Linked DNA regions of Homo sapiens: region 1 is linked to region 2. A link is a contact called in ENCODE Hi-C data. All regions are on one chromosome and are shown on one strand. The core of a region is the stretch at or near the end of the contact, and the rest is flanking DNA. Distances in the headings are between cores, read along the strand shown. Region 1 has its middle 88 kb from the start of RRAS2. Region 2 holds the start of CYP2R1 (cytochrome P450 family 2 subfamily R member 1).

Region 1 (3,877 bases), core at 1,342-3,841, 620 kb before region 2:
TGCCCAGGCTGGAGTGCAGTGACACGATCTCAGTTCACTGCAACCTCCACCTCCCCGGTTCAAGCAATTCTCCTGCCTCAGCCTCCCGAGTAGCTGGGACTACAGGCGCCCACCACCACGCCTGGCTAATTTTTTGTATTTTTAGTAGAGACAGGGTTTCTCCATGTTGGTCAGGCAGGTCTCAAACTCCCAACCTCAGGTGATCCAACTGCCTCAGCCTCCCAAAGTGCTGGGATTACAGGCGTGAGCCACCACGCCCAGCAAAAAAAATAATGTTTTAAATAAAAAATCCAGCCTGGGCAACATGGCAAAGCCCTGTCTATACAAAAAATACAAAAATTGTCTGGGTGCGGTCACTCACGCCTGTAATCCCAGCAGACTTTGGGAGGCGGAGACAGGTGGATTATCTGAGGTCAGGAGTTTGAGACTTCCCTGGCCAACATGGTGAAACCCCGTCTCTACTAAAAATACAAAAATTAGCTGAGCATGGTGGTGTGCGACTGTAGTCCCAGCTACTCAGGAGGCTGAGGCAGGAGAATCACTTGAACCAGGGAGGCAGAAGTTGCAGTGAGCCGAGGTCGCACCACCGCACTCAAGCCTGGGCAACAGAGAGACTGTCTCCAAAAAAAAAAAAAAAAGCCAGCATGGTGGTGCGTGCCTATAGTCCCAACTACACTGAAAGCTGAGATGAGAGAATCACCTGAACCCAGGAGGTAGTCTGCTGTGGGCCATGTTCATACCACTGCACTCCAGCCTGAATGACATAGTAAGACTCTGTCTCAAAAAAAATCAGAAAGCTCAAGACCTGTAGAAAGGCCTCTCCTCAGCTTATAATGGAATCTGACCATTAAAAGAGCTCAGCTTTGGAAGTTCAGCTACAAAGGAGCTAAATATTTATTCCCTAACGATAGACTCTGTTGTTCAAACAAACAAACAAAAAAAACTAAACATTAATGTTTAATCCTTAATTATAACATAGACTCAAGGAAGACACAGTCATTTCCTCTATTTTGTTATGTGATGCTATCAATTTTAATAAGAGAATGATTCATGTTGTTCTTCATATTGCCCAATGTAGGGAGAATGAATAAAAATAAATCCCTTTTGAAAATGAGATGCAGTAACAAATTATAAATAGCAGCCGAATGCTAATTAGCATGAAGCTAATTCTTCAATTTACATCCTTTGAAATCTGAAAGCAAAAGATCTACACTAAAATGTCAAATTTAAATAATGACATCCTGCTTTAGAAACCCTGTTGGTTCAGAAGGCTTCACATGCTCTGTAGGGTGGAGAGCAGAGGCTGTGTCATGGTTCAGTACCACGGACCTAGGTTCAAACCACTGCTGCACCTGAGTACCCATGAGGGTTGGGGCCAGTTATTTTACCTTTTCTGGCCTTAGGCTTCGACACAAACTCTCTCCTACTAGCAGACACCTCTACTCCACCTCCACAATTTAGACAATTCTTACACGTGGGTCTTGATGGTATCCTGTTGTAGGACTCATTGAAAGCCAACTGCACTCCACCCAACCCTCACTTCATAAATAAGTAAATGCATGCACTGTGTGAAGCTGGTTTGGGTTGCATTTCTGTCACTTATAACTGAAAATGTCATGACAAATAAAATATGCATGCATAATTTTACAGTTATCAGAGCAAAATGAAATTTGTCTTCACTTAACATTCATAATATTCATAATGTCTTAACATAAGATAGCACTCATTAACATTTTCTCATACTGTTCTAAATACTCCTAGTCTTTATAACTGATTGGTAATAGTTCTCATATTTTAAGCAGTTGCATGTTTAAGCAATTTTTCTTTACCTCAAATAATCTGTAAGTATTCACAGAAGGGAAAAGGGTGAAAACATCTTATTCAAGTCTACTGACTCCAACACCTGGAGTTGGTATAAACATAGTCCCTCTTTTTCTAGTGTTGGAATGTAACTGTTACTCAGTGGTTCTAACCTGGAATCACTAGCCTACAGAGGAAGTCAAAAGCGCCACCTGTGAAAAACACTCGACTCTCCTGCTCCCTTCCCCACTACACTAGTGCTGCCCAAATCAAGACCTGCAGCCTGATAAGATCCACAAATGAGATAAAGAAACTGAAAGCAAGTGTTTAGAAACTCTTAATTTGACACTGCCATGATATACAGGAGAATGATTATTTTCCAAATAATTCATTTTTTATAACATTTAGAAAAGTATCAGTCCACAACACTGGAGACTAACAATCTTTTAACCTGGCCCTCCAATGCAGATAAGTCTTGAGAAGCTGCACTGTGCCACTCTCCCCCATCAGAGAGGCATGTGCTAGAGTCTGCGAACTAGGTTTCTAAATTTCTCAAACGCTGAAGGATCCAGGTGTGAATACATAGTTCCAGATCTGCATACCTCCCTATCTGTGATTAAGTAACTTGCAGTGGCTTATTCTTATTCCTCTAACCTCCTACCCTGTAAAACAAGATAACTTCCCCATCTTGCCCTGCTTTTGCCACAGAATTTCTCAAAATAGCCCACACTTACTTCCTCCACATCCTTAGCCTCCAATCACACCTCAACTCACTATCATCTGGTTTCCACAACCAGAAGACTGAAATAAATCTAAGGAAGTCATCAGCAACCGCACAAGACCAGTGCAGCCTCTCACTCCCCCATCCTCTGCACAGCACTCAATGCTTTCCACCACCTCCGTGGCTTCCTTCACAAAACAGCCTCGTGGTTCTCTCCAGTTTCTGGCTACTTCTCTTGGCTTTTTGCTGCCTCTTCATCTTCTACCTCCCATGTTTGTTTTCCCCAAAGTTTTACCCTTGGACCCTCTCCTCAAACACTCTCTTCCTGGAGGATATTACCCATTCTTATCTCCTCAATCACTAAGCTCAAAAGAGACAAATTTCAAATCTGCATTCCTAGTCCGAGCAGCCTCTTTTGACCTCCAATTCCCATTCCCCATTCCCAAATGCCTCCTGGACTAACCCTGTATGGGATTGTCACATAAATTTCTATCACTAGAGAGTTGCCTATACTCCTTATTTTAATTAATAGCACCACCACCTTCCTGGTCATCCAGACAGTATTTTGGAGACTCAAACATCACTTGGATATCCCTCCAGTGTTCAGTCTCCTTCTCCCCATGTCACTGCAGTTCAGGTCTTCATTGTCTCTCTTTCTGAAATCATCCATTCATCAAATGGCTTTTCAGCACATGCCAGGCAATATAAACACAACAGACGTGATTCTGCCCTCACTGAGTTTATAATACTAAGAGAACAGATTCCATGATTCCAACAACCTCTATCTGACCACCAAATTTGCACTTCTCTGCCATTATGCTACCACTAGATTAGATCCAGGCACCTCCTGTTCAGAATCCTTGGCAGTTTCCCATTATACACAGAAGGGCCATCCTATTTAAAGCCCTCCACAACCTGATCCCAGTCTATTTTATCATATTTTTTTCCCATTGCATGTAGAATCTTTTTAGGCCAAGGTTCCAGTCCAGAATACACCCTGCATTCTGCCAACTCTGGGCCTTTCTCATCTTTCCACCCTCACTCTTCTCTCCTCTCCATCTCAAATCCTACCAATCCATCGAGCTCCAGCTTAAACACCAATTCTAATTAAGAAGTTCCCTCAGATTTTCCAGGAGAAATATATGCTACAATCCCTTCTGCTGGACAACACTTTTTGAATGCTTTTCCTACTCTGCCTTGAAAGTGGGTCCCAGCATTTGTTTTTATCACTCTAAAACTTCCTGCACTAGACTCTGAGTAATTTGAAAAAAAAGGAAAATCTCCACATTTATCCATTTCCCCAGAATGCCTATTACTGCCATGCACAAAAAAAAAAAAAAAAAAAAAACATGCTCA
Region 2 (3,679 bases), core at 347-2,846:
CTCCCGGGTTCACGCCATTCTCCTGCCTCAGCCTCCCGAATAGCTGGGACTACAGGTGCCCGCCACCACGCCCGGCTAATTTTTTGTATTCTTTTAGTAGAGATGGGGTTTCACCGTGTTAGCCACGACGGTCTCGATCTCCTGATTTCGTGATCCGCCCGCCTCGGCCTCCTAAAGTGCTGGGATTATAGGCGTGAGCCACCGCGCCCGGGCACCTAGACCAATCCTTGTAAAAATTGGTTTAAGTAAGGATTTAAGGTCAAACCTGAAATACCACAGTTGCCAAACATCCCTGTACTTTTCCTTCAAAACACTGACCACAGCCTGTGGCCGATAATGAGATTAGTTTTCTCTCTCCCACTCATCTGCCAACTCCTTAAAAGGCTGTATCTGCCTTCTTCACCGCTAGCGTCAGGCCTGTAGTTGCATATAAATAAGTGTAATTCAAAACAAAACAGGTGAGCTCTGTCCCAGGACCCGTGGAAACTCCTGCCCCCTCCGGACGTCGGGACACCCACACACAAGCGGTGGTCGCCTTTTCCGCTGCCAGTCACAGGGCATTTCCGTGCTGCTTTCCCCTCCGCAGAATGAGGAGGAGCGAAGTACCGACCTCACCGGCTGGTTATGAGTTTTAAATGAGTCACCAAGTTGGCAGTGACAGTGGCACACAGAAGGCGCCTTTTAAGTATCTGCTAAGGTGCCGTTCCCAGCCAGTCAGAACGGCATTACCATCTGCGCTGTAGGACCCCCGCAGCGGATTTTAGTCATCAATTCATTCACGCGTTCACAATCGTTTCCCAGGGCCCGCTTCTCAGTCAGGGGCGTTCCCCTGCATTCTCCATTCTCACAGCAAACGCCTACACCAGTCGTTCGTCGACTGCAGACACCGAAGAACCTGCTATTAACCATCTAGAACTCAGAACGCCTTGATTTTCCGACAAGCCGCGTGCAGCTTCCACAGAGCTGCGAGGCCGACTCGCAAGACGCCCGCACCTGAGGGCATGCGTCCACCCTGGACCTGAAGTGGCGGCGCGGCTGGCGAGCCAAACGGCGCAGGCGCAGGAGCAAGAGCTCGAGCGGTAGCGGGAAAATCAGGACTGGATCGCCTCGGAGCCTCGGCCCGGAGTGGGTCACCGGCAGGGGCGGGGCTCCCCCTGCAAGGGGGCACGGCGTCGAGGACTTCTCCCTTCCAGACCCGGGAAGCGGGTGTCCCTCAAAGGGCAGCCGGCACACGGAGAGGTCCCGACTAGTCGGCCCAGGGGCGGCCATAAGTCCAACCAGGAAGGCCCTGGCCAGCCCGGGCCAGCCTGGCGGCCCTCCCTGCCCGGGGCCCGTCGGGGCTGTACCTCTCCGTACACCTGGCTCTGCTTTCTCATGTAGACATGGGGAAGCTCGGATGAGGCTGCCAGGGAATAGATGTTGCCGATAAATGGCAGCCCCGGCGGCCCCGGGGGGAAGCCCATCGGCCGCCTCTGCTTCAGCAGCTGGCGGACCCCTAGCGCGAAGAGCAGCAGGAAGAGCGCGCCGCCGAGCGCCGCCGCGCCCTCTTCAGCTCTCCAAAGCTTCCACATCGGCCCGAGCTGGAGGTGCGAACTCCACAGCAGCCCTGAGACCCAGGCACTCCCTCCAGCCCTGCCATACTCCCATTGGCAGGATACCCTCAGGTCCCGCCCTAGCTCCGTGGCCATTGGCTGACTGAGTGAGCGCTCAGGCCCCTTCGGGACAACTACCTTCTAGTTTTGCGCGGCTGAGAGTGGACTTTGCGGAGCGGGTGGCCGGTGCTACCCTTTGGAGGTGGCGCGGCTCTAGGCGGAGCAATGAGCCAGGAGTCCGTTTTCTAGAATGTTGACACAAGGGCATTGACGAGGTGTCAGGACGGCCTCACTCACTGGGCTAGGCGGATCCTGCCTCTCTGGGGCCAGACCTTTCTTAAAGTGTCTTTTTAAGTACCAGGTCTGCTTATTTCATTTCACACTAGGAAAACTGGAGAGATGATCAACACTGCAGTCTTTAGCTGAACCTGATACTTTTCAGAATTTCCAGTAGAAAATTGACCCATCAGTAGTAAAAGAAAGTAATTTTACTGTTTTGTCCTGTTTTACTATTTTTCTCCTGTTAATGTATTTTTGTGTGTGATCTTTTAATAATTGTGATGATTGAGCAGTTTATGTGATTAACTCAGTTTACCTATATTTGACCCCTCTCTGGTCTTTCCAAACTGATTACTTATTGGCAATCACGGGACTCTTGTCTGCACTTGTTCACGGAGAGTATTTACTATTCAAGATTTCTGCCTCCACTGCCTGGAATTAAGCAACTGATTTCATATTATTCTTGCTAATTGTTTTTATTCCTGTTTTCTATTGGGCAGTTCCTTGCAATACAGGACTTACTGGGTTTGGGACTCTTCTAACAGCTGCCCTCTAATTGTGATTTAGCAGTGGCATGAGTTTTATGGTCCTCATTAGCTTACGACTCATTCACACAACAAATATTTATTGAATGTCTACTATGTTCCCATGTCCTAAGCAATGGAGATACATAGGTGAATAAGAGCAACAAAGTCCTTTCTATAACTTACATTCTTATGAGAGGGAAGAGCAATGACATGGAAATACAATAATTTTCAATAATCAGAAGCAAACAAAAAGTGCGTTATAGAAAACGCCTGGTGGTTGGGGAGATACTTTAGCAGGCAAGGGCTGTCAAGGAAAGTCTTATTAGGAAGATGACATTGGAGCTGAGATCAACTGCTAAAGAAGTGTATTTGTTTCCTACTACTGTTGTAATAAATTACCACCAATCTGATGGCTTAAAACCACACAAATTTATTTTCTTACAATTCTTGAGGTGAGAAGTCCAAAATGAGTCTTCCAGGGCTGACAGAGAGGTGTTAGTGGGGCTTCATTCTTTCTAGAGACTGTAGGAGAGATTCTATTTCCTTGTCTTTTTCAGCTTCTAGAGGCTGCCCACATTCCTTGGCTTTCGTCCCCATTCCTTCCTCTTCAAGGCCATTAATGTCAGTTTGAATCCTTCCAACATCGCTGTCTCTCTGATTATCTCTCTTCTACTTCCTTCTTCCACTTATAAGGATCGTTGTGATTATATTGGGCCCACCTGGATAATCCCAACTCAAAGATCAGCTGATTAGCCCTTTAATTCCATCTGCAACCTTAATTCTTCTTGCCATGAAACCTAACATATTCACAGTTCTAGGGATTAGTATGTGGACCTATTGGGGGAGGGGAGCATTATTCTGCCTACTATAGAAGAGAAATTTGAGGCAGATATGGGGGAAAATATTCCAAACAGAGGAAATATCAAGGGCAAAGGCTTCATATACTAAGCAAACCTTGTCCTCTGAGAGTGTTTCCAATTTCTCTCCATCTCCCACGCAAGGACACTGCGGAAGTCAGCAAGTTAGTCAGGTCTTTGAGTTTTTCTGTTTAACTGGCTTGTGACTATCCCCAGGGGCTGAAGTTACCCCCACAGGTATGTGTCACAGTATCTGCAGCCACAGAATATCTACCTACTGCCTATTACAAATGCCTATTAAGAGATACCTTAAAATTCTTATTAATCAATAATCTAATAAAATGAAAAAATAATTGTGAGAGATCATTACTAAATTTGGTCTCTAGTTTCTTACCAAAGGCCAGTGGAGATGACACAGGATGGA

What was found. Hi-C counts contacts between places; a loop is a spot of excess contacts on that map. Pooled maps may share reads with other maps.
Region 1: a map of chondrocyte shows a loop between it and region 2 (3-fold over the local background). The contact joins the enhancer-like site here to the promoter of CYP2R1 in region 2. A Hi-C loop is called at or near these places in 1 of 168 maps with a recorded cell type or tissue (chondrocyte), 12 of 37 single-sample maps with no recorded cell type and 7 of 50 pooled maps.

What each region holds. Positions count from the first base shown.
Region 1 is chr11:14,268,825-14,272,701 of GRCh38, forward strand. No RefSeq gene overlaps it. Among named protein-coding and RNA genes, the nearest start is that of RRAS2, 88 kb to the right of the region's middle. Within about 2 kb of position 2,592, at least 5 of the 41 ENCODE cell types and tissues checked have a DNase peak (open chromatin) inside an H3K27ac peak, as active enhancers do.
Region 2 is chr11:14,890,635-14,894,313 of GRCh38, forward strand. It overlaps CYP2R1 (cytochrome P450 family 2 subfamily R member 1), which reads right to left and starts at 1,597. Exons shown (of 5, transcript NM_024514.5): 1 at 1,347-1,597. The coding sequence starts at 1,571. It also overlaps a transcript of PDE3B not described here. RefSeq lists a silencer at 1,105-1,344.